3 separate regions of the Homo sapiens genome follow, and all the other regions are linked to region 3. A link is an interaction called in ENCODE POLR2A ChIA-PET data of the cell type or tissue named here. Cell type or tissue: OCI-LY7. All regions are shown on one strand. Each heading gives the region's core, and the rest is flanking DNA. Links, peaks and the distances in the headings are about the cores only.

What was found. Peaks named below come from ENCODE experiments on the same cell type or tissue, not always from the same donor. Only the 100,000 strongest peaks of a DNase experiment are listed, where the experiment ranks them.
Region 1: POLR2A ChIA-PET joins it to region 3 with 5 read pairs; 2 of 35 experiments call an interaction of 5 or more read pairs at or near these places.
Region 2: POLR2A ChIA-PET joins it to region 3 with 8 read pairs; 2 of 35 experiments call an interaction of 5 or more read pairs at or near these places.

What each region holds. Positions count from the first base shown.
Region 1 is chr22:36,012,076-36,023,036 of GRCh38, reverse strand. All of the region lies in intron 1 of RBFOX2 (RNA binding fox-1 homolog 2), which reads left to right. Among named protein-coding and RNA genes, the nearest start is that of RBFOX2, 11 kb to the left of the region's middle. In OCI-LY7, for the core only: no CTCF peak of the experiment used is centred there; DNase peaks (open chromatin) are centred at 4,036, 5,286, 6,106 and 6,716; H3K4me3 peaks cover 3,262 bases; H3K27ac peaks cover 3,778 bases.
Region 2 is chr22:35,670,920-35,681,880 of GRCh38, reverse strand. No RefSeq gene overlaps it. Among named protein-coding and RNA genes, the nearest start is that of APOL6, 28 kb to the right of the region's middle. RefSeq lists an enhancer at 2,069-2,358. In OCI-LY7, for the core only: no CTCF peak of the experiment used is centred there; a DNase peak (open chromatin) is centred at 5,513.
Region 3 is chr22:35,744,724-35,755,684 of GRCh38, reverse strand. RBFOX2 (RNA binding fox-1 homolog 2) reads left to right here. Exons shown (of 14, transcript NM_001349999.2): 12 at 9,124-9,212; 13 at 9,690-9,762. Among named protein-coding and RNA genes, the nearest start is that of APOL5, 32 kb to the right of the region's middle. In OCI-LY7, for the core only: no CTCF peak of the experiment used is centred there; DNase peaks (open chromatin) are centred at 4,307, 5,181, 5,694 and 6,787; H3K4me3 peaks cover 3,554 bases; H3K27ac peaks cover 4,000 bases.

The DNA of each region.
Region 1 (10,961 bases), core at 2,834-6,833, 270 kb before region 3:
TGAAATTACTGAATTTTTCATCTCTCCCTGTCCCAGTGTCCTTGGGCTGCCACAGCAAAATACCATAGACTGGGTGGCTTAAACAACAGACATTTATTTCTCACAGTTTTGGAGGCTGGGAAGTCCAAGATGAAGGTGCCAGCAGATTTCATGTCTGGTGAGGGCCCACCTTCTGGCTTGTGGATAGCTGTCTTCTTGCTGTGTGTTCACATGGCCTTTCCTTTGTCTGTGCCCTGGGGGAGAGAGAGTCAGTGGTCTCTTCCTCTTCTTATAAGGGCACTCATTTATCATGTAGTTCCCACCCTCATGACCCAATCTGAAGCTAATTCTAGAGGTCCTACCTCCAAATACCATTACACTGGGGTTAGGGCTTCAACATACGAAATTTAGAGGGACACAGACATTAAGCCTGTAACACTACCAGAGTGGTAAATATTGTAGATGGAGAAACTGAGGAACAGTCATGTAAAACTTGTTGCTTTTTTCCCCATGTCTTACAAGGAAGTCTGCAGATGTAAAACTGGAAATGTATTTGAGAAGGAGAAAGTCAGATCTGATTTCAAAGTAGAATTATTCTTCAGGGTGACTCAAGAGATTAGCTTGAGTTGAGTTTGTCTCCCAACTCCCTCCCATTTTCTAGCTACTCTGTCATTTTTTTTTCACTATCACGCTGACATGTGAACACAACAGAAGCTAACTAGAAATTTAACTTTCATTTTGCTGTAAAGCAGACTGGTGCAGACAGGCCTCAAGTTTACAGGACTGCTGAGAAAGAAATTGAGTTATGCTACTTTGTATAAACAAGAATGTTGCTAGTGAATCTCTAGTTTAACATCTCTCAGGCCTTCAGTTTGATGTCAGGCTTTAATAATTTGTAGAAAAAGACAGTCATTTTAGTAAGCAGATTTCTTTGAATTTTTGTTGATATACATTTGTAAAGCATAGTAAACATCTTTATTCTGGGGCAAATGTGCACTTCCTTCAAAGGCAGGAGGGAAGAACCACAGACATGATTGGAAGGAAATGGCAGTAATTGGAGCATGAGCAGACAGATGGAGTGAGGGATGGTGAGTACATTTGGTGTTTTAGGTGGCCCCTAGGAGTATTGAGTTTCTTCTTATTCTCCTCTACAACCCCAATACAAGCAGGCAGCTTACATGGCTAAGGTTTCATTATCTAATCCATCACAGATCAGCTTGAATAAACCCATTGGCTGATGCTGATCTAGTTAGGAAAGTAGCAAAGCTGCTTGAGCCAGGATTGGGACAAATCGGATCAGAACTGCCATGTGAATCCTGGACGCATTTCTGTAATTTGGGTGGGCAAAGTAGTTTGGGAAGTCATTTACTCAAGAGAATGAGCAGTCAGCCATGAGTTTTTTCAAACATTGTCTTAGGGACTCTGAGGGGAAAGTGTGTGGAGGATTTGAGATATTTCTCTGGAGGATAGCCAGATTGCTTTGATTATTTGAGTCTGAACATTTTTTGGTCACTAATGCTCAGAAGTGACCTTTTTTTTTTTAGTAGCATTTGGAGATTCCAGTTGTGATCGTTTGTCACTTTTGTGAGTGATCCCTTAATCTGAGACCGTAGGATATATGTCCCTTCTCTGTTTTTATTTTATTTTTATTTTTTATTTTTATTATACTTCAAGTTCTAGGGTACGTGTGCACAACGTGCGGGTTTGTTATGTATGTATACATGTGCCATGTTGGTGTGGCTGCACCCATTAACTCGTCATTTACATCAGGTGTATTTCCTAATGTTATCCCTCCCCCCTCCCCCCACCCCAGGACAGGCCCCATTGTGTGATGTTCCCCACCCTGTGTCCAAGTGTTCTCATTGTTTAATTCTCACCTATGAGTGAGAACATGCAGTGTTTGGTTTTCTGTCCTTGTGATAGTTTGCTCAGAATGATGGTTTCCAGCTTCATCCATGTTCCTACAAAGGACGTGAACTCATCCTTTTTTAGGGCTGCATGGTATTCCATGGTGTATATGTGCCACATTTTCTTAATCCAATTTATCATTGATGGGCATTTGGGTTGGTTCCAAGTCTTTGCTATTGTGAATAGTGCTGCAGTAAACATACGTGTGCATGTGTCTTTATAGCAGCATGATTTATAATCCTTTGGATATATACCCAGTAATGGGATGGCTGCGTCAAATGGTATTTCTAATTCTAGATCCTTGAGGAATCGCCACACTGTCTTCCACAATGGTTGAACTAGTTTACAGTCCCACCAACAGTGTAAAAGTGTTCCTATTTCTCCACATCCTCTCCAGCACCTGTTGTTTCCTGACTTTTTAATGATCGCCATTCTAACTGTTGTGAGATGGTATCTCATTGTGGTTTTGATTTGCATTTCTCTGATGACCAGTGATGATGAGCATTTTTTCATGTGTCTGTTGGCTGCGTAAATTTCTTTTGAGAAGTGTCTGTTCATATCCTTTGCCCACTTTTTGGTGGGATTGTTTGATTTTTTCTTGTAAATTTGTTTGAGTTCATTGTAGATTCTGGATATTAGCCCTTTGTCAGATAGGTAGATTGTAAAAATTTTCTCCCATTCTGTAGGTTGCCTGTTCACTCTGATGGTGGTTTCTTTTGCTGTGCAGAAGCTCTTTAGTTTAATTAGATCCCATTTGTCAATTTTGGCTTTTGTTGCCATTGCTTTTGGTGTTTTAGTCATGAAGTCCTTGCCCATGCCTATGTCCTGAATGGTATTGCCTAGGTTTTCTTCTAGGGTTTTTATGCTTTTAGGTCTAACATTTAAATCTTTAATCCGTCTTGAATTAATTTTTGTATAAGGTGTAAGGAAGGGATCCAGTTTCAGCTTTCTGCATATGGCTAGCCAGTTTTCCCAGCACCGTTTATTAGATAGGGAATCCTTTCCCCATTTCTTGTTTTTTGTCAGGTTTGTCAAAGATCAGGTGGTTGTAGATGTGTGGTATTATTTCTGAGGGCTCTGTTCTGTTCCATTGGTCTATATCTCTGTCTTGGTACCAGTACCATGCTGTTTTGGTTACTATAGCCTTGTAGTATAATTTGAAGTCAGGTAGCGTGATGCCCCCAGCTTTGTTCTTTTGGCTTAGGATTGTCTTGGCAATGTGGGCTCTTTTTTGGTTCTATATGAACTTCAAAGTAGTTTTTTCCAATTCTGTGAAGAAAGTCATTGGTAGCTTGATGGGGATGGCATTGAATCTATAGTTTACCTTGGGCAGTATGGCCATTTTCATGATATTGATTCTTCCTATCCATGAGTCCCTTCTCTGTTTTTAAAGGGGAGATATTTTTATTACTAACCTTAATATGTAATCATATTTGTTATCCATATATACTTGAAATATGGTGTAGTAAATAAACACCATTTAGAGCTTCTCATTTTGGGATTTGAATCCTGGCTTCTCCATTTACCAAATGAATGAGCTATTCAACATCTCTGAGCTCCTGCTCACACATCTGTGAACTGGGAGAATTAATGTATACTCTTATAAACCACTGTAATGAGAACTGAGATTCTTTAAGGTGCCTATCAAGGAACCCAGCACTACATGTTTATTTCTTGCTTTCCTTATATCCTGCTATACAGCACTCACTAACTTCCTGCTTACTGTTTAATCTGCATGGAGTGGTTAATGTGCTTCTGATTGATTAAGTGCCAGAGTTGGGAACTACTAGAGATGAGCAGTGTGTTAAAGGGGAAACCTCATTTGCTCATTATCCAGGGTGGAGGAGTGGAATGAACTGGGTCATTGTGGTCTCTCTTGTCAGAGGAAGGGGAGACAATTCTTTGCTAAGGAGTGAAAGGACTGCTGCAGTATCACAGTGTCTGCAGGGGGGATGTGGATTTCTTAGAACCCGTGGGATCTCTGTTGGGAGGGTGGGTGACAGATTCACTGGCTGTTTTAGTGGTACATGGAAGGCAGGAACAGTAAAAATGTCGTGTTTCAAATTTTATAAGTTTTGTTACGTATGTTGGTTCAAAAGTGGCACTTTTTGTTCTCATTTTGTCTATGGAAATTGAGCTGGGATGCCTTTGTGTTGTCTCTTGTGGTCCCTTTTCAGTCTCTTCAAACCCGCTCTCCAGACTGCTAACACAGTGATCTATCTAAAAGAGCCAATCTGGCCAGGTGCGGTGGCTCATGCCTGTAATCCCAGCACTTTGGGAGGCTGAGGCGGGCAGATGACTTGAGGTCAGAAGTTCGAGACCAGCCTGGCCAACATGATGAAACCCTGTTTCTACTAAAAATACAAAAATTAGCTGGGCGTGGTGGCGCATGCCTGTAATCCCAGCTACTTGGGAGGCTGAGGCAGGAGAATTGTTTGAACCCAGGAGGTGGAGGTTGCAATGAGGAGAGATCGAGCCACTGCACTTCAGCCTGGATGACAGAGTGAGACTCTGTCTCAAAAATAAAACAAAAGAGTCAATTTGTTACTCCACGCTTAAAATCTTTTGAGAGCTTGTGTTTTTTCTCAGGATTGTCTGTTCTCTTGTTTGGCCTGACTTCTGCGTAACTTTCAAGCTCCGTCTCTTTCCACATTCCACCTCCAAGTCCATGTCCAGTGGCTTATAGTTTTCTTAGCATGTGGTGCCACCCAGCTAATGAATACCTCTGTGCTTTTGTTCCTTTCCCTTCTACCCAAAGTTCCTGCTTCATCTCTTCTACCCCCACATTTGTAAGGCTCAATCTTTAATAATGAGTTTGGATATTGATTCCTCCTGGATGCCTTTTGTGACTATTCCCATGTCTCCCACACTCCTGCTGTCTTCCAAGACATCATGTCTATAGCTCTGTTAAAGGACTTTTTAGATTAATACTTGATTGAATGTCTGCCCCACCACGCTTACCCAGACTGTGAGATCCTTAGGAATCTGTAGGATTAAGCACCATGCCTGGGCCCAAGTAGTCAAGAAACTGTCCATTTTTGTTAAATTGAACTTTGTCTTCCTGCTTCTCAGTTGGGGCCTGCAGATGGCTTTAATTGTTTATCCAGATTTTCCCTGGGGGGTCTGGCCCTTGGTCTGCTTTCTATCCCCTGTGAAGACTGCATGTTGTGTGATATGTGAATGTTAACCTGATCTTTTCATTGATATCAGGGTTAAAGGTGAGAGAGGGGTCTCTGAAAACAGAAGCTGGGGTAGAATTTAACTGCAGAATGTGTTGGGTAGGCATAGCAACCTGATATTTAGTTTCCTGTGTTCAGATATTAATTGAGTGCACGTGTGTATATGTAAAAAGCTCCTTTGTGATAGTGTGGTTAAGGAGAAAAGAGGAACCACACAAGTGAGAGAGGCAATTAGAGCCAACCTGTTCCAGTTCGCTGGAGCAGGCTGTTGATTTACCTTTTTACAGTGCTGCTGCAGGATTCTGGAGTGTAGCAGTTCGCATGTATTACCACCATTTGGGGTGAGAACTATTTGATCAGCTAGGGACCTTAACCTTTCTCTTCTCAACCAGTGAATTTCATCGGATACTATAGCTTTATTTTTTATTTTTTATTTTTTTTGAGACCGAGTTTTTGCTCTTCTTGCCCAGGCTGGAGTGCCATGGCATGATCTCGGCTCACTGCAACCTCCGCCTCCCGGGTTCAAACAATTCTCCTACCTCAGCCTCCCGAGTAGCTGGGATTTACAGGCACCCACCACCAAGCCTAGCTAATTTTTGTATTTTTAGTAGAGACAGGGTTTCACCATGTTGGCCAGGCTGGTCTCGAACTCCTGACATCATGATCCACCCGCCTCGGCTTGCAAAGTGCTGGGATTACAGGCATGAGCCACGTGCCCGGCACTGTAACATGTTTTTATGGATCTGGGGAAAATACCAAGCGGAGACACTTCACAATACATGGTATTTTTCACATCACTCATATTGGATATGTTTGAAAATAAGGAAGTCTGATAGTGTTCCTTTAAATCTCAGCCTTGGCGATAGATTCATAGAAGTATTTTATAAGAATTCTCTCTGGCTGTTGTTCTCCCCTCCGACTTCACTTTCAGCTTCTGGTTTGGGGTCCTGTATAATCCTTGCCTGTTCCAGCCAGTTTAGTAGGGACCTCTTTAGCTGCAAATGATTGTACTTCATAGTGCCTCTGGCCTTTTCTATTCTAAATGAATAAAGAGAATTCTGAGAAGGGAATGAGAGAGAGCAGCCTGTAATATATCACTTCCTTCTGACATGTCCTGCACTTACGTGGCATCTAGAAATTTCTGCCAAAAATTCAAGGCACAGGACACATGATAAATACCACTTATGAAGTAGATGACATTCTTGAATTGTCAAATGATGGTGATGGAATAACTGCTTAAAAACCTGTTTTCCCAAGGGTGGAAAACAGCCTTTGAGGTTTAGACTTCCACATGGGTGTGTTCAGCCATAAGACGTGGGTTTTCTTAGGGACTTAGGTCCCCAGGTAACACCTTGGTGTGTGGGATTTTTCCCATGTATAGGCTGGTTCCTTGGTTTCTCCGTTGTTGAAGAAGAGAGATTTTGCACTGGGTATTGGATATTTTATTCCAGGCATGTGGTTTTTGAGGAGGCATATTGTTGATGTATTTTTTTTTTCTGGCTGCATTGATTTTTGTCAGATTCTAACTGGAAATACCACAAGCAAAGCATGATTTATCATGAGGGATGGGTGGTGTGGCCGTGGGACTCTCCTAGCTCTGGGGATTGGGGTGGAGGCAGAAGCTATGTGAGTAAAACTAGAGGAACTACAGACAGGGCCTGGGGAGACTGGGGGTGTCTGAATGTGGCCTGCAGCAGTTGCTTGAGTTGGAATACTTTTGGGCAGAGGCTCATAGAAATTTCTTTCAATTGCTTTTTTTTTTCTTTTAAGAAGCTTTTTCCCATACAAATTGGAATTGTTTGAAGGAGTGGGCCTTAATTGTTGCCAGCCAGAGTGATTTTCAAAGCAGATCTATATGGATTTCACTTAGGGGTTACTTTCAGGGGGTATGTGGCTTGTTCTGAGACAGGAGGACGTTGGTTCCATTTTCCTGGAAGTTGTTGGGACTCCTGGATGGCCCTGCTCTATTTGTCTTGGGCCATTAGGCAAGTGGAAAAGCAGCTACATAGTTAGCCCTGTTGCATGGAGTTTAGTTTCATAATTCATCCTCTCAGGGATTTTTATACAGTCACACTTACAGCCTAAAGTTTGTTTTCTCCCTTTTTCTTTCTTTTCCTTCTTCAGTTCAGTGGTCCACAAAAATTCTTGGGAGGGTAAGTAATAATTTCGGGTAAAAGGCAGGAATTGTAGATCTTTTTTTAGCCCCCTGCCCCGATTAAATTTCTCCATATTCAGCTTCTCCTTCATCTGCAAAAGCATCTGCAAATGAGGTCGCTATCCCCTAATCAGACTGGCTTGTCCCCTAATTAGTCTGAATATGTGGCTTTGACAGCTTTCACCTGCTGTTTCTTAGTTTCTAGGGGATAAGATAGGATTGTGTGATTTCAAAGTGAAAACTGGCAAAATTGAAAGATGTTTTGTGGTGGCTCCCAACATCCACAAAGCTTAACTCATTGGTTTGCTTCTCATATACAAGCTTCCAGGAACATGGTTACTGTTAGTGGCTGGCACAGTGGGTTTGAAGACTTTGTTGGAACTTCAGGAAGTTTCCCCTTTGGCAAAGCTTACAGGGAGTTGGTAGTACTTGTCCTGAAAGTCTGACCCTGGTCTTATGCTATGCACACCTTGTTTAAAAGAATGCAGAGTACTGCTATTCAGCTATTGCTTAAGCAGTCCGTTTCATATATGTCTGCATTAGTTACATACTTACATAAGATTTTACTATGTTTTGTGTTATATTTGAACTAGAAGTCATAGTTTCATACATGACTCTTATTAAGCTGATAATAAATTGGCAAATTTTGATATCATCCAAGACTTTGAGGTAATGCTGGTCATACTCAAAAGGTCTGTATTTGGGTTTAGAAACTAATTTTTCTGTTAGCTAGCGCCTCTCCATTCCCAGGTGCTGTTCATTACTCATTATAGACATCTTCTGTCCCTCTGCTTTGTTAAAAGTCTTTAGCTGCTTGTCATGATACTGAATAGATCTTTTTGCAGCAGCATTTTAGCTCTGAGCTGGCTGTGTTTTACAGTGTTGGAGATCAGTTGGTTAACTTTGGCATTTCCTACCTTCATACGTAAGCATTAAAGTGTGTTAAGTGCATGTAGTAGCCCTTCAGAGAGGCGCTTATCAGGGACTTCTAGTGATTTTTGTCAGCTGTATAAAAATGCTATGATTAATAGATAACCTGTATCTGTGTGTGCATGCGCAATTTTCTTTTATGCTTACTCTGCGTTTCTTTCTCTAGGAGTGGTGTGAAATAAGTGTTACTCTGTAGGCTTTGCTTTTTTTCAATAATGAGAAGCTTATTTTAAGAATCCCTTATTTGACTTTCTTGAGTTTGGTGTAGGTATCATTTACCCCTTTTGGATTTTAGCTTTACTATGGGTTATTTTTTGCAGTGTTAGAAGCAAGTAGTAAATACTTTGGTATCCCCGAGCTTAAAGAAACCTAAAAATTTTGACTCATTCAGCATTCTGTTTTAAGTTAGGAAATTATTTAATTCTAGTATCCCAAGCTGTATTGTATTGATTGCTCTTTAAGAAATGATAACAGGTGGCCGGGCGCGGTGGCTCACGCTTGTAATCCCAGCACTTTGGGAGGCTGAGGCGGGCGGATCACGAGGTCAGGAGATCGAGACCACGGTGAAACCCCGTCTCTACTAAAAATACAAAAAATTAGCTGGGCGTGGTGGCGGGTGCCTGTAGTCCCAGCTACTCGGAGAGGCTGAGGCAGGAGAATGGCGTGAACCCAGGAGGCGGAGCTTGCAGTGAGCCGCGATTGCGCCACTGCACTCCAGCCTGGGCGACAGAGTGAGACTCTGTCTCAATAAAAAAAAAAAAAAGAAATGATAATAGGTATCATCCTGCCCATGCCCCAGCCCCCCACCAAAAAAAGTTAAATAACTTTGGACATTAGAATTAAACACATTAAAAAAAAAACCTATCACACTACACTTTTCATAAGCAGACGTTGTGATGCTGAACTATTGTGTAGCGTTTTCCAAACCAGGATTTACGCCCAGATTCCCTACCGGTAAGTTAATTCCTAACTCTAAATTCATAAATACATATGTAATGAAATGTCTCCTTTTCATTTCTGCTTCCTATGTGTCCCTATCCCCTTTACCAAACAAGTAACCACTGTTACTAATTTGTCTGTTATCCCCCCTCCTTTCTTTTTGACACAAATATTAGCATACTCTCTGTATTTTTTGCTCCTTGCTTTTCTCCATTTCCTATATCAGAGGCTACTTTTTCAAATGTAAAAAGGTCTATTAAAGTTTTCATTAGTGGTCTCTCTCTCTCTCTCTCTCTCTGTGTGTGTGTGTGTGTGTGTGTTTGTGTGATGCTTAGTGAAGGTTTTACCACTCTGAGATTATAAAAAAATAGAATGGCCTTGCAGACAGACAAACCTTAGGTGGTGTACCAGCATTTCCACTTCACAGCTGTGGGATCTTGGTTAAGTGACTTAACTTATCTAAGCCTCAGCTTTCTTTGTAAAATGTGTTATAGGATTAGTGTAAGAATTAAAAAGCGATACTGTATGTAATGTGCTTAGTTCAGGGCCTGACACGTAGTAGGTATTCTATTATGTAATAGCCATTTTTATTATTATTACTCAGTCCTATTTTCTTATTCTTGTCCCCAAGTGCTTTTTGAATTCTTTCTTAAAGGCAGGAACAATCTTTTTCTTTTAGAGGGTCTCACTCTGTCACCCAGGCTGGAGTGCAGTGGCGAAATCATAGCTCACTGCAACCTTGAACTCCTGGGCTCAAGCAGTCCTCTGCTTCAGCCTCCCAAGTAGGTGAGACCATAGGCATGTGCCACCATGCCCAGCTAAGGAAAAATCTGTTAACTTTTGTAGCCTTGTGCCCAGGATATAATATAATAAGAACTGAGTAGTCCGGGCTCAGTGGCTCACACCTGTAATCCCAGCATTTTGGGAAGCCGAGGCGGGCGAATCACGAGGTCAGGAGTTTGAGATCAGCCTGGCCAACAGGTTGAAACCCCATCTCTACTAAAAATAAAAAAAATTTGCTGGGCGTAGTGGCAGACACCTGTAATCCCAGCTACTTGGGTGGTTGAGGTAGGAGAATCGCTTGAATTTGGGAGGCGGAGGTTGCAGTGAGCCGAGATCATGCCACTGCACTCCAGCCCGGGTGACAGAGTGAGACTCTGTCTCAAAAAAACAAACAAAAAAAAGAACTGATAAATGTTTGTTGAAAAAGATATATTAGCCCTTATACAATCTATTTTTTTAAATCTTAATAATTTGTGTTGCTTTTTCTATAGTCACCCTCCAGATTTGAAGCATGGTGACTAAAATTGCTCGTAATACTCAACAATTACATTTATGTTATTATTATTTTTAAGAGATATTCTTAGTCACTCAGGCTGGAGTGCATCACTCAGGCTGGAGTGCAGTGGTGGGATCATAGCTCACTGCAGCCTTGAACTCCTCAAGCGATTCTGCCACCTCAGCCTTCCAAGCAGCTGCACCCAGCTTCCGTGTTATGTTTTACAGTTTATAAAATGCTTTCGTGCAGGCCCTTATTTATTCTCTTCAACAACCCTGAAAGATAGGTGATGATTCTTCCCATGTTTCAGCTGAAAATATACCTCTCTAAGCCTCATGACTAGGAAGTGGCAAAGCTGATGCTTTTACCCAGATCTTGTGGCTCTTTATCCAGTGCCTTTTCATGGCCCTTAAGACTGAAAGGGTATGACTGATGAGGAATGGAGCAAAAGGAATTTCATTGGTTTGGCATGCCGTATATTTAATATTGAAAACATTTTACCTGTTACCTGACAGCTGATTCATGTAGAACTGGGATGACAGTTGTGGTATGCATGATAGTTTGTCGTTGTTTTTTGGCTTTTTTTCATCTC
Region 2 (10,961 bases), core at 3,114-7,113, 73 kb after region 3:
GCCTGGGCATACCCACAGCAGACTGGAGGCCCACATGCCCTGGGGGAATGGGGTGGAGCTACCAGAAATTCACACTTTATGCAGGGGAGGATCCTGACCTCTTCAGCTTGTGTCTAGTGGCTCCGGTATTCAATTTGTGAAATGGAAATCTGCTTGCAGAGCCCCTCTCTTTGCTGAGAGCTTTCCTTTCACTGAGTAAATTCTGCCCACCTCACCCTTCAATGTGTCTGCATGCCTAATTTTTCTTGGTCGTGAGACAAAAACCTGGATTTAGCTGAACTAAGGAGCAAAAACCCTGCATCAAATGGATGAATAGATAAACAAACTGTGGTACAACAAAGATTGGTGCAAAAGTAATTGCAGTTTTCGTTTAATTTTTAACTTTTAATTGCAAAAACCATAATGACCTTGGCAACAACCTAATATATATATCCAATATTAGTTAGCCTTGAGAAGAAAGGACATTTTGACACATGGTACAACATGGATTACCCTTGAAGACGTTATGCTAAGTGAAATAAGCCAGGCCAGGTGCAGTGGGTCACGCCTGTAATCCCCATACTTTGGGAGGCTGAGGCGGGTGGATCACTTGAGGTCAGGAGTTTGAGACCAGCCTGGCCAACATGGCAAAACCCCATCTCTACTAAAAATACAAAAATCAGCTGGGTGTGGTGGCATGGACCTGTAATCCCAGCTACTCAGGAGGCTGAGGAGTATTGCTTGAACCCAGGAGGCGGAGGTTGCAGTGAGCCAAGATCATGCCACTGCACTCCATCCTGGGCGACAGGGTGAGACTCTGTCTCAAAAAAAAAAAAGAGAGAGAGAGAAATCAGTCACAAAAAAAATACTGCATAATTTTGCTCATATGTGGTATTTAGAGTAATCAAATTCATAGGAACAGAAAGTAGAATGGTGATTGCCAGTGTATAGGGGAAGGGGGAATGAGGCGTTATTGTTTAATAGGTAGAGAGTTTCAGTTTTGCAAGATGAAAAAAGTTCTGGAGATAGATGGTAGGGATGGTTGCACAACGATGTGAATGTACTTAATGCCACTGAACTGTACACTTTGTAATGGTTAAAATGGTAAATTTCATATTATATATATTGTACCAAAAATTTAAAAATACATATACCAGTAAGAGGGTATATATCAGTAAGACACTATCAGTTTAGGGACCACCTTGAAATTGTTAGTGCCTCAAGCCACAGCCTGAGAGAAGATATTTATGATAAATATATCTGACAAAAGACTTCAATGTAAAAAAAAAATAAATTCTTCAATCAATAAGAAAAATAACAGAATAAAAATGGGCAAAAGGCTTGGACAGGCATCTCACAAAAAAAGAGATTAAAGGGGCCAATAAGCACATGGATACCAGTATCATATGTCATCAAAGAGGCCGGGCACTGTGGCTCACGCCTGTAATCCCAGCACTTTGGGAGGCTGAGGTAGACGGATCACGAGGTCAGGATATCGAAACCATCCTGGCTAACACAGTGAAAACCCATCTCTACTAAAAATACAAAAAACTAGCCAGGCGTGGTGGCATGCACCTGTAGTCCCAGCTACTAGGGAGGCTGAGGCAGGAGAATCCTTGAACCCAGGAGGCGGAAGTTGCAGCGAGCTGATATTGTGCCACTGCACTCCAACCTTGATGACAAGAGCTAAACTCCGTCTCAAAAACAAACAAACAAACATATGTCATCAAAGAAATATACATTAAAATCACAATCACAAAGATATCACTACATGCTCAGCAAACTGGCTAAAATTTTTTAGGGACGATACAAATGATGGTGAGGATGTGGAACAACTGGAACTCTAACCATTACTGGTGGGAATGAAAATAGATACAATCACTTCAGATGTGTTTATTAAAGCTAAAATATGTACACTCTACAAACTGTAATTCTACTACTTGCTATATGTGCAAGAGAAGTGAGTGTATAAAACTACCAAAACATACTGTATTCATCTGTTTTAATGCTGCTAATAAAGACATACCTGAGACTAGGTAATTTATAAAGGAAAGAGGTTTAATGGACTCGCAGTTCCACATGGCTGGGGAGGCCTCACAATCACGGTGGAAGATGAAGAAAGAGCAAAGGGGCTTCTTACATGGCAGCAGGCAAGAGAGCATGTGCAGGGGAATTCCCATTTATAAAGCCATCAGATCTTGTGAGACTTACTCACTACTACAAGAACGGTATGGGGGAAACTGCCCCTATGAGTCAATTACCTCCCACCAGGTCCCTCCCACGACATTGGGGATTATTACAGTTCAAGGTGAGATTTGGGTGGGGACACAGAGCCAAACCATATCACACACATTAACAGGGATATACATAACAGCTTTATTTATAATAGCCTCAAGCATGTTCATCATTAGAATGAAGAATGCATTTTGGTATATAACGGAATTTCACTGCAGTAAAAAATAATTAACTAAAGCTACACATAACCACACAGATGAATTTCACAGATATATCTCTGAGTACAAAAGAGTACTGTATGATTTTATGTATATGAATGTCAAGGACAAGGAAAACTAATCAATGGTGACAAATCAGAAGAGTGGATATCGCAGGCAGAATAACAGTTTCCCAGAATGTCCCATCTTAATCCCTAGAAACTATAAATATGCTATGTTACCTGGCAAGAGGGACATTGCAGATGTAATTAAAGTTACTAATGAGTTGACATTAAAAGACAGAGATTATCTGGATGGGACTAATCTAATCATACGGGCCCTTAGAAGCAGAGAACATTCCCTGGCTGGAGGTAGAGAGATGCGGCAGAAGAGGAAGTCAGAAGTCTCAAAGTGTGACAAGGACTTGAGTCATTGTTCTGGAAATCATGAGAAGTAGTCAGTTCTACCAATGACATGAAGACACCTAGAAGCAGTTTCTCCCCTGGAGTATCCAGACAATAGCCCAGGCCATCCAACACCTTGACTTTGGTAGTTGGATGCTAAGACAAGGTTGGGCATGGTGGCTCATTCCTGTGATCCCACCACTTTGGGAGGCCAAGACAGAGGGATTGCTTGAGCCCAGGAGTTCGAGACCAGCCTGGGTAATGTGGCGAGACCCCCATCTCAAAAAAAAAAAAAAAAAAAAGGCCAAGATAAGATTGGGAACCCAGTTGAGCTTTACCTAGACTTCTCACCTACAGAACTGTGAGACAATAAGTGTGTATTGTTTTAAGCCACTACATTTGTGGTAATTTATTGCAGCATCCATAGAAAGCATATACAGTGAATATGGACCGGATGGGAATAAAAGGGAGCTGTCTGGAGTGCTGGAAACATTCCGTATCTTCATCAAGTGGTAGTTATGTGGTGGATAAGTAAGTAAACATTAATTAAACTGCACACTTCATATTTTAAAACCTAATTTAAAATAGAAAATGAGCAAAAAATTGATCATCCTTATATTGTTAAGTTACAGCTCTATTGCAGTATGGTCATAGAAGGCAGCTTCTATAATTACTTTAAAAAAATCTTATTGGGATTTTCTTTGTAGATTAGTGCTTGATATATTTTTACAAATGATCCCGAAGCATTTGAAAGAAATTTATTCTTTGCTTGTAAGGAGCAAATGTATGGGTGTAAATTAAGCTTTTAAATTGCTTTATATAGGAGGAAACACTTATTTTGCTTTTTCTTGTTTCTATGTGCTGGAACTTTTATGGGAGCAAAGCTCCCAGCCTCCTGCAGGGAGGGGGTGAAATGTATCTGTTAATCTTTGAAGGAGTGGAGTCATGCCTAGCTTAGCCCTTTCTTCTCAACTTTCCTTAGGATCTACCTACATACAGGAGAGCACGTATTTAGTTCTGCTCCTTCAAGCTGCAGGTGTCAGAGAGACAAGCCCTGTTGGAGAGGCACACAGTTGTCCAGGGTTCCTGCTCCAGGGATGGATAATCTGTCCAGTGGTGGGGTGAAATATTCATAAGCCCACATGGCTCGGAGAGAAGGAACCTCATTCTCTAACAGCTTCATCAGTAATTAAGGCGCTATTTCTATCTCCATCTGCCTAATTCTTGTGTCTATTTCTGGGTTATTGCATGGGGCCAGAAACGTTGTACAAAGAGTGCAATTTAAGGGGCAAAATAACACCCAGAGATTGTGTTGCCTGAGCCTAAATTCCGGCCTTTGGCTTTGGGTTACAAAAGTCATGCGGGGTCATGGACTTGGCACCCACAGAGCTGGGTAGCTGCTGAAAATAGAGCCAGGGTTTTTTTGTTTGTTTGTTTGTTTGCTTTACCGGAATAGCTCTTAGTTGATGACAGCCCCTGTGGCCTTAACAAACAGGTGCAGCTGAGAGAATGAATAAATTACAGGAATGAAAATTTCTGCTTACAAATCTTTTAGGTATTGGTTGCTGGGGCTGGGGAAGTTTTTTTTTCTCCTTTTACAGAGTTTCTCAGCCAGGGCTGTACTCGGTACCTTTAAACTGCAACATGAGTTGTGTTTCACATTTGCTGTAGGGAACTACTGTGGACAAGAACCAGCTTTAAATTGTTAGTGCCTCTTAACCGAGGAGGTGAAAGACTTGTATCCTGAAAACTACAAAATGTTGCTGAAAGAAACTAAAGAAGACATCAATAAATGGAAAGACATACTGTGTTCATGGATTGGAAGACAATATTGTTTAGATGTTAATACTACCCAAAGAGATCAACAGATTCATTGTAAGCTCTAACAAAATCCCAACAACATTTTTCGCAGAAGTAGAAAAATTCATCCTAGAATTTATATGGACTCTTAAGGGACTCTGAATAGCCATTACAATATTGAAAAAGAACAAAACAGGAGGGCTCAGCCAGGTGCAGTGGCTCACACCTGTAATCCCATCACTTTGGGAGGCCAAGGCAGGTGGATCACTTGTGGTCAGGAGTTCAAGACCAGCCTGGCCAACATGGTGAAACCCCATCTCTACTAAAAATACAAAAATTAGCCAGGCATGGTGGGGGGTGTCTGTAATCGCAGCTACTCGGGAGGCTGAGACAGGAGATCACTTGAATCTGGGAGGTGGATGTTGCAGTGAGCCAAGATTTTGGCACTGCGCTCCAGCCTGGGTGACAGAGCAAGGCTCTGTCTCAAAAAAAAAAAAAAGGAAAAAAACACCTGTGGTAAACTAAAGCATTGAACTGTAGAAAATACTGCAGAGGCCTCAAAAATAGTCAAACTCTGTAAAATATTTGAAGAAATTTATTCTGGGCCAAATATGAGTGACCATGGTCCATGACATAGCCATCAGGAGATCCTGAGAACTTATGCCCAAGGTGGTCAGGGTGAAGCTTGGTTTTATATATTTTAGGGAGACATGAGACATCAGTCAAATATATTTAAGATATATATTGGTCCAGTCTGGAAAGCTGGTGCAGGATATAATAAATTCCTCCTCAAAGGTTTTAGCCTGTTAACTTCCTTTAAAATTCAAGAGGGAGAAAATTGTTAAGTACAATGAGTTCTGAGATCCTCTCCAAAAAACCAATGTATCAGTATGTTCAGCTCCCCTGTTCTTTGTTCTCTATTTTAAAGTTTAACTTCCTCATTCTTTATGTCTCCTTGCCCCTAGTTTCAGTAAACAATCCCCTCCTATCCTCTATCACCTGCTCTGTCCCTAGTCATCCTTAGTCACCTGCTCTGTAACCATCCTTCCCGCTGAAAACACTCACCCCACCACTCTGGCTCTTACCCCCACTCTCTTTAAAATAGCCAATTGGAATTAGCTTAGACTGTATGGTCCAACCCTAGCCAATAGGGGAAAGGCACAGCAGTAGGGACTAGCTGCATTAGGAATAAGACCCCCTTCCCCTCCCTTGTCCAGTGTGCTCTTGCCTTTGCTCCATCTGCGAGACGCACCTTTCTATAGAAGTAAATTGCCTTGCTGAGAAAACTTTTGCCTGAGTGCTATTTTCACTTGGCGGCACTGAGCGTTTACTTCCAACATTGGGACAACTTGTTGGGGAGGTGGGTGTTTCCAGTTTATAGGGTTATAGGTAGATTTAAAAATTTTTCTGATTGGCAATTGGTTGAAAGAATTATTAACAATAGGGCCAGGCCCAGTGGCTCAGGCCTGTAATCCCAGCACTTTGGGAGGCTGAGGCGGGCGGATCACAATGTCAGGAGTTTGAGACCAGCCTGACCAACATAGTGAAACCCCATCTCTACTAAAAATGCAAAAAAAATTAACAGGGTGTGGTAGTGGGTACCTGTGGTCCCAGCTACTCAGGAGGCTGAGGCGGGAGAATTGCTTGAACCCGGGAGGCAGAGGTTGCAGTGAGCTGAGATCACCCCATTGCACTCCAGCCTAGGCATAGTGTGAGACTCTGTCTCTGGAAAAAAAAAAAAAAAGTTTTTGGAGACCAGAGCTTTATCTTGCAGACGAAGTCTCCAGATAGCAGGCTTAAGTTCTGTGTTGATGTGAAATGCTGGTTGGCTTTTCCTGAATTCCAAAAGAGAGGAGGGCATACTGAGGCATCTCCGAACTCCCACTTCCCGTCATGACCTGAACCAGTCTTTCAGGTTAAATTTAGAGGGCTCCGACCTGGAAGAAGAAGTCCATTCAGATGGTTGTTGGGGTGGGGGGGCTTTGAATTTTATTTTGGTTTACAAAGGTCTCTCTCTGACTTTCTGCCACTGCCCCCTTCCCTTCCAAAGCAGAGAGAAGGGCTTTCTTTGAAGTTTTCTTGTTTAATTAAGGGAAATTCTGTCCAGAAGGAATGCAATTGTCTTGGACCACCCTCCCTGGAATCTACCTCAACTAGAGAAGATTAACTCATATTGCAGGAGAGGAGAACAATGAAAAGCCACTCAAGACACCAACCTAGATAGACTTTTTGCCTATTTCTTCAACTACAGTAAGAACAGCAAGACAAAAAGTTACAGATCTGTAGGCAAATGAGAAAATTGGAAATTAGAAAGAAAACTCAGTGGGTTGCAGAAACATATGTTATAATGCATATTTTGTAATGCAGCCTTGAGAAAGGGTCCCCAGCAGGTAGTCTAATGACTTAAAGCCAGCATTTCAGCCCCCAAAGCAAGAAAAGCACAGGAAGGAATTTCTATGCCAAAATACCAACAGTTGTCACTTTTAATTAGTGCATTATTTCTTCCTATGTTTTAGTTTCCTGAATTCAAAAAAAATGTATTTAATGTCTATGCACTACTTTCAAAATAGCAGCTAAATCAGATAAAATTAAAAAATATATATTTTTAAGATAGGTGAGCTGGGCAGCCAGGAGAACTCCTACATGTTCTGAAGTCCTGAAGGAGCTTCAAGGATTTGAGTCTTGGGGGCATGCAGAAGGGCTCTCTCCTTCCCACTGGAATGTGGTTGAGCAGGTTCCAGTGACATCCTTTTTTGTGGAGACCCAGGATCCCACCCAGGATGACTGCCAGGGTTGGAGAGGAAGAGAACACAGAGAGGCAACAAGAGGGTGAGTTGATATGGAAGAGAGAACACAAAATACATTTCTCCCAGGAATCCTCCTGTCTTATCATTGGCTCTTACTATAGAAGCTGGCATAAAACAATACAGGCCTACTGAGGACTGACTGTGCATGCAGGTGAGTGAACGTGTTACTGGAAACAGGTCCCCATCCAGACCTCAAGAGAGGGTTCTTGGATCTTGCACAAGAAAGGACTCAGGGCAAGTATGCAGAGTAAAGTGAAAGCAAGTTTATTAAGAAAGTAAAGGAATAAAAGAATGGGCCAGGCGCAGTGTCTCATGCCTGTAATCCCAGCACTTTGGGAGGCCGAGGCAGGTGGATCATAGGTCAGGAGTTTGAGAGCAGCCTGGCCAACATGGTGAAACCCCATCTCTACTAAAAATACAAAAATTAGCTGGGTGTGGTGACACATGCCTATAACCCCAGCTACTAGGGAGGCTGAGGCAGGAGAATCACTTGAACCTGGGAGGCAGAGATTGCAGTGAGCCAAGATGGTGCCACTGCACTCCATCCTGGGCAACAGAGCAAGACTCCATCTCAGAAAAAAAAAAAAAAGAATGGCTACCCCATAGACAGAGCAACCCTGAGGGCTGCTTGTTGCCCATTTTTATGGTTATTTCTTGATTATATGCTAAACAAGGGGTGTATTATTCATGCCTCCCCTTTTTAGACCATAGAGGGTAACTTCCTGACATTGCCATGGCATCTGTAAACTGTCATGGCTCTAATGAGAGTGGAGCAGTGAGGACGACCAGAGGTCATTCTCATCGCCATCTCGGTTTTGGTGGGTTTTAGCCAGCTTCTTTATTGCAACCTCTTTTATCATCAAGGTATTTATGACCTGTATCTTGTACTGACCTCCTGTCTCATCCTGTGGCTTAGAATGCCTAACTGTCTGGGAATGCAACCCAGGAGGTCTCAGCCTTATTTTACCCGGCCTCTGTTCAAGATGGAGTTGCTCTGGTTTAAACACCTCTTACATTTCCCTCCTCCCTTTTATAAGAGAACCCTTAATCATAAGGGTTGCGGAGGGACTAAGATCCACCTTCTGTAACTTCTTCATACTGAATAGGGGTGATGATATTCCTAACCTAACTGTGAGAGTCCTTTGTATTAGGGTAGAGAGGAGCTCAGTCAGAAAGCATCAGCATAGTAATGGCCATTCCTAACTCTGAGTTTCGACAAGAGGTGATATCTGGAAGATTAATAAGTGTTTAAGAAAACATTGAGAAAGCATATCCTTATTCCTACACAACAAGATTTCAATAGCAATATATTCCACAACTGTAAAGCAAAATAAGTAAAATTATTCCAAGTAAACTAAATTAGAAGGCTTTCCATGAACTGGGCAACTGTTGGAGCCAAGCTGATACAGGGTTGATAGGCAGAATTAGAATATTGATTCACATTTTACATTACCCATCTGTCTTGTTTCTTTTAAGCAGCAGTCAGAGATCACTGGTTGGTTTACAGGAATAAGCAGGGTTAGCCTAAATTGCAGAAACAAACTTAAAAACAACTGATGAGACTAGAATTTAATAACAAGTGTACCATAGTTTTTGAAACATAGTATTTCTCTCTCCAGTTTCCCATTTTGACTAAAGACAAATTATGGCAAGATCAATTTGCCTTTTTATACTTGGCCTAATTATTTGTCTAAAGTGCTGCAAGAATAATTATTTTTTACATAAGCTCTTTGTAAATTGGCTTTGATGGAACTCTGTTCCATAGAAGGAATTTTAGATAAGGCTTTTATTAGAGCCGAGCCTTGCCATGGGTTTGTACCCTCAAATATCTATGAATTGAGTAAATTCCTCTCCTCTTGAGGTTCCAAGATAACTTGGGACCCCTGGGCCTGATAGAAAATGACATTCTTTACTTACCACAGGTCAGAAACCCTATACAGGGACTGTGGAAGCAAGGTATCAGGCCAGTTTTCCCAAGGGATTTTATTGGCTCTACAAGTCAAGTTTGATTCCTTAAAGGAAAGCACACTATTCCCGTCAAAGTCTTGGTAAAATAACCAGTTTTTCCAATTGTGCCCTGCTACAAAAGAAAACAGATTCTAATTGCACTTATGCAAATAACTATACTGCCATAAGTTAAGAATTCTAGCAACTAGTTTTCAAATTCTGGAGAAATCAGGTAGAGAGAAACAAATATGCTCCAAATTTTGTTCACAGGAGTATACTTTACTCAACTGTTAAAAGCTATAAATAGCTCAAAAGAAAAATTTCCTTGTCTCTAAAAACAAAACAAAGGATCAGAAACATTTTAAGCAAAGTAAAAAGCAAAAGATTCCTTCAAACTTCTACTGGTTTACTCCATGCAGTTAACTCCTGTTCTGTTTGATAACTATGAACATTTCAGCTCTCCATGAGAGTTCTGAAAGTTTTTCCTCTATTCTGATGTCACAATTTCCAAAGTTATCAGAACCCTGCACTCAAGAACACTTGTTAGAGTTTTATAGTTGATTATAAACCACCTTTTAAAGAGGGTTAAAACAAGACAATTGTTTGTGGGTGACGAAACATCTTAGGACAACCACAGTCAAAAACATGATAAACAAAGAAATTTGGTTACCTCTGTGGCATACAATGATTTTATATAACAATTGTAATTATTAATAACATACTCTAAGTCATATCATAATTATAGGAGTTTTTTAAAAAAATAATTTTGGAACACATACCAGTAACATTTATACAAATACAGCCCAAAGAAAGCCAAACACCATTTCATATTTGATGATGCTTCCTCTATGACTTTTATACTAAATCAGCCAAATGTCACTGTTGCATTAGTGTATTATTGATGTCAAACCCAATTCTTAATAAAACCTTATAGACATATCTACCCAATTTTAATGTTTGACCATAAGGTAACATTCTCATAAACCTTTTATAATCCTTTACAAATGTTTGTTAAAAAGCAGGTCATAAGCAGGTTTTTGCTCTAACAAAAACCTGTTTTGCTTTTATTCCAATGTTTAATTTATGGAAAAACTGAATAATGCCTTTTCAACTTTAGCCAATATATTCACACACAAAATCTCTTACAATTAATTTTTTAAATAAACCTTCCACAACTTGCTTAAACCTTCAGCTTTATTCTATCTAACTTAAAATAATCCTCTAACCCTTTAGGCAAAGTAAAGAAAACTCATGGCCGGGCACAATGGCTCATGCCTGTAATCCCAGCACTTTGGGAAGCCGAGGCAGGTGGATCACGAGGTCAGGAGATCGAGACCATCCTGGCTAACACGGTGAAACCCCGTCTCTACTAAAAAATACAAAAAGTTAGCTGGGCGTGGTGGCGGGCGCCTGTAGTCCCAGCTACTCGGGAGGCTGAGGCAGGAGAATGGCATGAACCCAGGAGATGGAGCTTGCAGTGAGCCGAGATCGCACCACTGCACTTCAGCCTGGGCAACAGAGTGAGACTCCGTCTCAAAAAAAAAAAAAAAAAAAAAAATTCACACTCCCGTGACTTCTTATAATTTTTTTTT
Region 3 (10,961 bases), core at 4,111-8,110:
TTCTCATTTCACATCCCTCTTTAGATCATTAGAGCTGTGATTTAGAGGTTAATAAGCTTTCTGAACTGTACATTTTCCTATTTTACCTACTTTGAGAGAACATGACCTTGTGATAGCCAAATAAGGAACCGATGCCAGCAAAGAGTGTGTAGTAATGAGAAAACGCCAGATATTTAGTTCTTAAAAGCCATTGGAGGAAATGAGTAGCATAATCAGCAACCCAGACTCTTCTTACAGCTATTTGACTATCATAGATTTGCTGACTCTACTAGCCATAGTAATATGGACTCCATTATTTAAACTGTCTAGCTATCACTAAAGTTCCATGATTGGTTTGTCACATATTATTTAAAATGTGGACAAAGTGATATAATTGACAAAGTACAAGTTTTTGAGTTTTGAAGTCTTTTATCATGACCTCTCCAGATGGACTTTTTCTGAATGCAAGCTTGATTTAGTCGCTCAAGTCATCAAGGGAAAATTTTTATAAGAAAAACTTGTCAGCATGAAATGATTCTGTGGGGATAGGTTAAAATTGTCTAGAAATACTTTCTCCACCCTTACTTTCCAAAATCAATAAGAGGTCCTTTTTAGTGAACTGTTTCCACAGTCTACCAGAGATTCACAAGCAACCTAAAAAAGTTAATGCACTTTCAGAATGCACTCAGAGGTTTTGCGTTTTGCAGGAAGTAGAGATGGGATGATACAGTTCTTCGAAATACAGGTGACTCACCTGTACTACTTAGCATAGGCCTGTAAGGTATGCCTTAATTTAATAACTACTTGAAGGAACCTCAGCTATGATTTGGTCCAACCTCCTAACTTACAGATATATTTCTCAGAGACTTACCCAGAACTACATAAATTATTAATAGTCAGGCATAAAACCCAACCAATCCATATTTCATTACCTCTCTTTGTACTTTAATTAAAATCCACCTCTTTCCTCAAAATATTTTCAACAAGTAATGAAAGATATCTTTTTTCCTATGTTCACAGTGAAGCTTGAGAACTGGGGAATCTCCTACTTTTACACCAGATTACATATTTCTAAATACACAGACTTACATATGATGTTAGCATGTACATTCTCCCATATACATTAGTGTCCATATTCTCATGAAACTCATCTTTGTTATTTAACTTGTTTTCTTGAAATCTGATCTATTAGAACAAGATTTTCCATTTGAGTTATTTCTTAAATCAAGTTTTTTTCTCTAATGTGTTTCTTATTTGAGGATTTATTTTTCTTAAATACAACCTATTTATGTCTTATTAAGACTTGCCTACTTTGGGCCGGGCACAGTGGCTCAGGCCTGTAATCCCAGCACTTTGGGAGGCCGAGGCGGGCAGATCATGAGGTCAGGAGATGGAGACCATCCTGGCTAACATGGTGAAACCCTGTCTCTACTAAAAATACAAAAAATTAGCCAGGCGTGGTGGCGGGCGCCTGTAGTCCCAGCTACTCGGGAGGCTGATGTAGGAGAATGGCATGAACCTGGGAGGCAGAGCTTACAGTGAGCTGAGATCGTGCCACTACAGTCCAGCCTGGGTGACAGAGTGAGACTCCGTCTCAAAAAAAAAAAAAGACTTGCCTACTTTGGCCAGGCATCATCGCTCACGTGTGTAATCGCAGCACTTTGGGAGGCCGAGGCAGGGGGATCACTTGAAGTCAGGAGTACGAGACCAGCCTGGCCAAGATGGCGAAACCCCATCTCTACTAAAAATACAAAAATTAGCCAGGCGTGGTGGCACACGCTTGTAGTTTCAGCTACTTGGGAGGCCAAGGCAGGAGAATCACTTGAACCCTGGAGGCAGAGGTTGCAGTGAGCCGAGATTGCACCACTGCACTCCAGCCTGGCTGACAGAGCTAGACTTCGTCTCAAAAAAAAAAAAAAAAAAAAAAAAAAAAAGACTTGTCTACTTCAAACTTGTTAAGTCAACCAACCCAATTTTTTAATAGTTATCTTACTTCCTTACTTTACAATGTAAGATTTTATTGAGACAGATGATTTTTCTGTTCCTGTTAATAAAATACTCTTGGTTTTTTTTTTTTAATCTACTAACTGGATTACCTTGCTGAGCTAAACACAAGTAATTCAGTGATCTTGCTGAAATAATTTTTTTTGACCAGTGGCCCCTTGTTAATGAAAGTAATTAATAGTAATGTTATTATTTCTTAGTTCTTATCTTAAAGCAGAGTTACTTAGAGAAAAAAAGGTTGGTCACTAGTGCTGAAATAATATCCATGCCCCTACATGAAAAGCAAGAATACTTTATGAGGTAACTACTGAGTTAGGCCTAATACAACTGTTGCTTTTAAAACTGTGTGTTCTGTATTCCACATGTGAGGGAGCAAAGGATACTTCTTCAAAAACACACAGACAACAAAACACTATCATTTTTGCCTTGAGTTTGTTCTGCTTCTCTCCATACATTTCCCATCTGTGGAAATCTGTCAGCATACATTTAGTTCTTATTTCCTCCGAAAGGCATATTAGAAATAGAAGGAATAGAGAGTTTAGTATGAAAAGTGCACCGAATCGGAGCTTGAAGAGAAGACACAAGGGAAAAGATTTTAAATTGCTGGTTATGCTTAAGTTAAATGAATTTAGGCTATTAATTGTGCAAGGTTTTTGTAATCCCTTTCACAGTCCCATTCTTAGACAGTGATTCCTGCTAGCCATTTACTTTCTGTTTCTTTTATGGCACATTCCTCTCTGGAGAACTGATCTAGCAATTCTGTTCCTAGTTTGTAAAAAGACCTACCGTGATAGGATTTGGGAGTGTGGCAGCTAGATTATGTATCCAGCCCTCCCTCTTCTTTTTTGGCCAGTAGAAAAGGCATAGTTCGCCCTAATTCACTTTTTAAATGGGTTAACAAACTGCTCCTAAATCACCTCCTGTGAAAAGCATGCTTGCATCCAAAGGAAAGAAAAGGCTGGTGGGCCCCTTAGTGGGCTTTTTGTATGATTGTTTTCCTTCCACAGCTGTGTTTTTTGAACTGCTCTTCCTGTGTTCTGTTATAGAATAGTCTTACAGGAACCAATCATTAGCGCTAAAATACCTCAGGTAGGAGTGCCAGTGTGACCTGCCAATCAATCAGATTGTGGATTGCAGTGAAAAAATTGAATTATACTAACCATTCCAGCTCCACGTTAGAGATGGGAACAGAGGCTTTTTTGGACAATCAAGACTTGTGAGCGTGTGATCTAAGCCCTGCTACCTCAGCAGTGCCCACAGTCACATTCCGTACATAATGGCACTTCCTCTAAAATTAAGTGCTCCTGTCCTCTTGACACATATCCCAGCCAGGTGTGTAATATGCACTGTCCCATCACTGCCACCTCTTTTAATCTGTCAGTCACATGTACCTGTGGTATTTAAACTGTTTTTTTATATTTAGATCTTAGCAGTTGGGGACATTTTCTTACTACTATAAATTTAGAAAAGAGAAAAAAGAGGAAGTAGAACTGTACAAATAGGATTTCTGAATCCCACATTGGGCCCTGTAGTGAGATACCAGTTGTAATTGGACTGTGCTGCTACATAAGTTTGAAGTTGCCTTAAAAATCTAGACATATGGGACTCAAACATTGAGACATGCATTTCCCTTGGCCTCTTCTCCTTTCACCTAAGAAGATCAGTGAGTTCATTTGGATAATAGCATACTTGTTAGAAGGATTGCTGATAGCTGGATGCTAGGAGAAAGAAAATAGTCGATGGCTTTTCACAATCCAGTTTATTTATGTGGCTACCCAGCAAGATTTTGGAAATGAACTAATTTGGGGAGATGTGGAATAATAATGTTTGAAAGGTTTGATTATTGAAAATCGTCTCTCATCTACCATAGAAATAATAGGTGGAAGACATCAGGTTGATCATAGCAATTTTTTCCCTTAACCCCAATTTTAAACAATAATAAGATAAAATTTAAATACTTTAAAATTTTTTTCATAAGTACTTTTCAAAGGAGACAGAGCTCAATCAAAAGCAGTGACGGTATCACCATTATTGTAAGTTTGTGTGTTACTCACATTTAATCAGTGATGCCATTTTGCCACAAAAGAACTCTATAATATCTCCTAGAACCATGGTTCTTAGCAGGGGTGGGGAGGTGGTGAGGAAAAAGAGGGAGTTAGATTCATCCAAGGATAAATAAAGTGATTCCTGGAGGCCCAGCATTAAACCCACGCTAGTTGGAATAGATCTCTGCTCTGCTGTAGTGATTTTCAGCATCACACCTGCCATTCCTTACCCACCCCCTGCCGCCATCCCCCAACCCTCTGCTCTATTGATCTATACACTACATGTAGGTAACAAGCTTTCATTTTGTCTGCTGGTCTTGAAATACACACTCTCCTCCTCAGTGTCACATAATGTCATTGTCTTCCGGGTAGAAAGAAGGTGTCTTGACATCACATGCTCACCAAAGTCCTGTTTTAATGTAAACCTAAAACAAAAATATAATAAAATTAAAAGCTAGGTTAAAATCAAGACAAGGCAAAAGTCTGCCAGTGTGAGATTAAACTAATAAATATGCAGATAAAGGTCAGATATAGGAGGGATTATATTCTATTGTATTTTGCTCTAGTTTAAAACCCAGCTACAGAACTGTGCCGAAAGATCATGTGGTCAACGTGGCAACATCATAAAGTTAATTTGATGATAAAATTGGCTCAGAGCAGAGTAGAAAAGCCCTAGGAGATGACATTGAGCCATGAAAAACTGAGACTTTAACAACTGCAGAAAACACTGGAAAGGATCTTAAAGCCAACTTTTCAAAGGCATTTTCCTTTGAAGAAGCTGGAACTTGAAGTCAGAGATAGGTTACAGATATGTGAAAAAGTAAAATTCCTAAACACAGGAAATATTTTAGCAGAATGCTGTGGATTAGAATATACGGTTGTTGACAGAGGGCGAGCATACATGTGAGTGCTGTGGGTCAGGACTGAATTATATTGCCAGTGTCAGGCAGGTTGAATAGGGGAGCGATGAAGCACTGGGCAGCCCCACTGGGGACACCAGGTATCATTCAGAATGAATTGCAAAGGAATAAGAATAATTCTTTTTAAAGGGGCATGTGTGTATCTGAATCAAGCTTAGCCAAGCCAAATTTATCCAGCTATCAGAGTTCCAAAAAGCCGTCCGTGTGTGCCCTCCTACATTAGGGTGTGCTGTGGCCATGCTAATCCCCATTTTTTGTTTTATTTCAAATCACACACAGATAGAATCTGCAAACTGCTTCAGATCAAACAGGTCTGATTGTGTGTAAATACATATGTCCTTTTTAATTTTTATTATTAATGGTTGCTTCAGTTTTGCATCAGTGCATGGTTAAAAGCAATACACATCAGCTATTTCATGACTTCATATCTCCAAATGAATTATTTCTCCTCTTTTTTTGTTTGTTTGTTTGTGCAGTCAGCTGAAGAAATGTTAACATCTCACTCTAAATCTCTCAGTGGAGTCTCTGTTCCCTTCTCTGATATAACAGATGGGTTACTGCTTGTTATAATTATTAACATTGTGGTGTGGGCCAGGGCTAGGGTGGGCAAGATTGACTATTTCTTTGGGCTGGGGAGGGGCCAGTCGTTAGGGTATGGAATGTTAACTCAAGTGGTGACTGACTGTTTCCGTAATACCAGGTCGTTGTGGCTGCACGCTCTAGTAATTGAGGCTGTGTACTTCACCGAGCTTGTGGTAGAGCCTAGGGCAAACCGCTGTCCCAAGAGAATGCTGGGATAGATAGAGTTAGCCAATACGAGTCTGAACGTGGTGATTTTGCTGGTTGTTTAGCTCCAGATGTTGGCATGCTTAGTTTTTAATGTGATTAATAAATGTGGCGCCATATCCCTCCCCACGCCTGAACCCTGTCTCTTCTACCTCCTTCCCACCCTTGTTCTTTTTGAAAAACTTAAGAAACAGTAATGAAAACCTTGGTGTTTCAAACTGCACTTTGTTCTCATGTTTTATAAAAGCCTTTAGATTTGCTAGTAAGAGTGAAAGCTGAAAAAACGGTTTCTCAGCCTGAAATTTCTATGCACTTTGAAATCTGGAATAGAAATAAATATATCTGAATTTTCTTTTTCTCACATTTTGTGATATGTTTTGTTGAATAAAGCAGCAAAAATACTTTCGAGTAAGTGTATGTGTGTGTGTGCGTGTGTGTGTGTAAGAGAGAGAGAGAGGAATACATCCATGATACACAATTAATTTTTCTACTTTTGGAGTAGTCATTAGTGAATTACCAAGTTAGTTTAGTAGGATATTGCCTATCTATCCTAAAATAGTTCATCTTTTAAAGGTTTCTCTGTAATGCCATTATTATAAAGTAATCAGGAGAATAATCATGTTAAAGTCATCTGCTTTAAAAAAAACTCTTCATGTGTTTTTTCTTAGTGCTGATATTCTTGAGCCTTTTGTTTTCAGTAAAGTATTTGCCAACCCTGTTCTGTTTTCTTCCACTTGAAAAGCAGAGAACTTCATCATGTTTAAACTTCAAAGTCAGACTTGACTTATCAAAGAAGGAAACCGCTACAGATAGATTCTCTCCATCTCCTTCTGGATTGGAAGGAAGATTCTTTTCCATAGTCTGATCCATTTGAATTGTTTTGATTAGCAGTAACATTACTCCTAAACCACCAAGGTTCCTATGGCTTCCTGTAGGCCTAGGAAAATGAGGGGAAATTGGTTCTGTCAGCAACCTCACTTAGAACCTGTTTTTTAAGAATACAGCTTAAAGCCATGATTTGATAGAATACTCAGAGATCGTACCTCCAGTACCTCACTCAGTCTTCCTGAGAGTCAGGTGTGAAACCTACCCTTGGTTGAGTACTTTTGAACCTCAGTATCCCTTTGCAAGAATTTATACCTCTGCCGTATGGCATAAGACTTCAGTTTTTAATTTTTTTACCTAGGTAAACATGAATTGGGCTTTAACTGCTTTTGTTGCCTTAACTTTAAAATTTTTTTAATGTTACTTTGATGGTTGGAGTAATACTAAAGAGTAAAATGCTGAATTACCCTTGTTTGCAAAGAAGTTTTACTAAATAGCCCTGCTGTAACTTTACACTAGCAAACAAATTCTAAACTAATGGAACCATCTCTAGTTATAATGAAAAATTACTAGGGTTCATTTTAGTGTTAAAATTCCAACTGTAATTAACATTTGCTTTGTTTAACAAATGCTTAAAAAAAAAAAAGGTAAAGAAATACTTTAGTTAGTTTAATTATGTTGTGGCCAGGATTTACAGCTTTGCCCAGATCCTGGCTAGAATTCCAAGGAACCATGTTGATCAGAAACGGCCCCCAAGGGTGCTTCCTGCCATGTTCCCATTCATTACCATTTCATTGTCAGTGTTTGGTAATATTAATTAGAGTCTTCATATATCTCTGGAAGAATTCGTAATTAAGAAGGAAATGTTTACTTTCTAAGTCACTCATTTGAAAAACAAAGGAGGAATAATGTATAACCACTGAAAGCCAGTCAGGGATTTTTTTAAGTACATTTGAAACTACCCTGACTTCAAGCAGCATAAACTTGAAGAGCAGGAATAAATTTCCCTCACAATGCAGTTTCTTCATTTAGAGAAAGCATAAATTATATAAGGAAGAAGCAAAAGGCTTTAGAAGCTCATAAGAAATTATAGGTATTTCTAAAATAAGGGGTAACAAATAAAAGAAGCAAGCTAGGACTTGCCATGCAAGATGGTTAAGAAGAACAGGGGTCCCCTTAGAAAATAGTTGTTCTCAATCCCAAGAAATGATACAGAAGTAAATTTGAAATTTCTTTTGTAGATTTAGAAAAATCGAACATTTGAAAAAATAGGAAGTAGAAAGCACAGGGCAGAAACCTTCAGATATCCATGAGAAATGAGCACATTTTATCCACAGAAATAAAATGTTTATGCTATTGTTCACTACTGAAATGATGTTCAGTTGGGCCAGTTGAACATAGTTGTTTTTGATAGTGAAAGGCCAATAATAAAAATTTGCATCTGAATTACGTTTAGGTAAAATAGATGAATTCTATTTCATAAATAATAAAAAGTAGAGTTTGCCACTTTTAAAAATATCCTGTCTCATGTGGCAAGCATTTGTTGTTGTGATTGTCTCTTGAAATGCTTTCTGAAAGAGTGCATGATTCACCCTGATAGTGAAAACCTTTTGTATATTTGAGTTATCTAAACTGAGTTGAAATAGAAGGATGTGATGGTTTGAAATTCTTTAGGACTGAGAGGATATTTGGACTATTGGAAGAAAAGCTCAGAGTCTACTGTAAGATTAATATGTAAGAATCTCAAAACCTTTTAGGGAAGGAAAATGCAGTTAAGTGCTAGAAGCAGGGTTCCTGATCTATTTGAATCCAGCCAAAGAATCCTCAGAAATTTGTAATTGATTTGCTCAAGTATGAAATGTAGATCTGAGTTGGCAAACTTTCCGTAAAGGGCCAAGTGGTAAATATTTTTGGCTTTGTAGGACATTGGTCTCTGTCACAAGTACTTTCAAAAACAGGTGGCAAGCTGCATTGGCTCACAGGCCAGAGTTTGCTGACCCCTGATCTACATTGTTTTTCCTTCTAAATATTACCTGATTATCTTAGCTTCTTGGCAAACATGCTAGGCCGGATGGAGCAGAGGTTTCTGTTACATGCTGTAGTCTCTTATTAATGAATCAATCCAAGAACACGTTAGAGAATCTGAAGTCAACACATACAGATTTCATATATTTTAACTTTATAATTTATATTTCTTGTCAGAGTGCTCCCAACTTGCTGTAAATATTTTCGCTTTTGAAAGTTCCAACAAAGACTGTGAAGTAAGACAGATTCAAAATCATATCTTCATTCCTTGTATTTAACAGGTACTACCAAACTTTACTTTTAATACTATCACAAATTGGAAAGCAAATCCTTGCATATCGTAGGGCTTAATTTTTTATTGGAGGAATAATAACATGCAGACTGATGCAGTTTGAAACATTTTCTTCCCATGTGTGTGTCTATGTTTGTGTCAGTCCCTGTGTCTACATGTGTGTACGTCTGTGTGTGGGCGGGTGTGTGTTTTTCTGTACACCTGGGGGGAGAGGTATCTGTAAAGTCAGTTCTCTTCTCTCCTGTAGGGTGGATATGCAGCCTACAGATATGCACAGCCTGCTACTGCAACCGCAGCCACCGCTGCTGCAGCCGCTGCAGCCGCTTACAGTGACGGGTATGTACAGAGACAGTGGTGAGCTTTGGGATGCATGAGAGCTGTTCCATCCCAAAATGTCACCCATTTTCCTCCCTTCACCATTTCCACAGCAGCTCTTAGCACATCGGGCATCTTGCCAGCCTGGGCTTTCTGCAGACCTCTTGATGGCCTCTGTCATGCCTAAAGCACAAGGCACCGACTCTGTCCTCCACTCCCTCTTTCTTGTTCTCATCTCTTCTTTGACTTTGACTCCAGTCCCTCTCTTCCTCATCTCCAACTCCTTTCTTTTCCATTTTATGGAAGTACTTCAGATTTTTTTCAGTTATTGCATTTGGGAGTAGAAATAGAAAGGTTTTTTCCTATTCCTTGTAATTCCAGTTTCCTTATGATAATCCAAGACCAAGTGACTCACAAGTCTTAAAGCACAGTAATCCCTTTAATTTTTTTAGATCATACACTTTTCTTTATCTGTCTGATTGTGTTTCTTCTTTCCAGTTATGGCAGGGTGTACACAGCCGACCCCTACCATGCCCTTGCCCCTGCCGCTAGCTATGGAGTTGGCGCTGTGGTAAGTATATAATATACCATTGCTTTATAAAACCATTTCATTCCTTCTTTTACCCGTAGACTACAGAAGATCTAGGGAGGTAGTAAATTCAGCCTTTCATCCACCATCAAGGTATTAAAGCCACATAGATCTACCTGGAAGTTTCATGTCACCCTCTTTATTTGTGTGTTATTATAATGTGAGCCACATGGCCTAGTTAAGGGCAGCAGAAAGGAATGATCATTGATAATATGCCCCGAGTAGTGGCATGATTTGCGAGAGAAATAGGGGAACTGGTGAATGTTTTCTATTGGTTCAAATGTTGAGTGCATACCTGTGGCATAGTTTCATTGATAGGTGTTGGCAAAGGAGCATGGAGCATAAGGCTGTAGTATTCACAGTAAGCTTTTCAAAAACTTAAGTTTCAAATGCAAATCTAAAGGATGTCTCTGCTCTTCCTAAGCCTTCTGGTAGATAGTACTAGAAATTCCTAAGTGAATGCTTTATAGGATATTTTATTATTGATTATTGATAACAATTGTGGCAAAATATGGTGTTGTTGATAGAAGTATCGAAGAAGTCCATAGAACTAGCATAATTTCTTCTGACCAACCACCTCACTGCAGTATTATTGTGTTGGCTTGGATGCCTCCAGTTTCAGTGATTAGGACTCACAGGCTGCAACAAAGACAGGCCATTCCACAGTGACACCTCTGCCAGGGCTTTCTCTCTAATCCAAAATGCAACTGGGCAACTACCTCTGGACATGGGTAGAGTTGTTTGAAAAGGAGACAGAATGAAATGTAAAATGTAAGACCTAAAGGAATATGAGAAAGCTACTTCTCACACCAAATTTCTACTGATGAAGATTTGTGGAAGGAAGTAATAGGGGGCCCTGAGGGAATATATGTTTATAAATGAAGTAGAGCATTACAATATAACGGCAGTGGTAGAAGTGCCTGAGGTTGTATTTCGTCCTAAAATGATATAAGTCCTATGCTAAAAGAATGACCTGAGAAAGATGCATTCCTGGGAAACTTCTAATTGAAAGAGATAAGCCATTAGATAAAGTCATTTGATAAACATAAAGGAATAAAGCCTAGTTAAAACCCCAGCTAGATATGTAAATGTGAATATGTCAAGAAACAGCCTAGTTGGTGTGCTTCGTAGATGATAGAGGAAACAGACTTTATTAAAGACTGGCTCAGGTTTAGATGTGG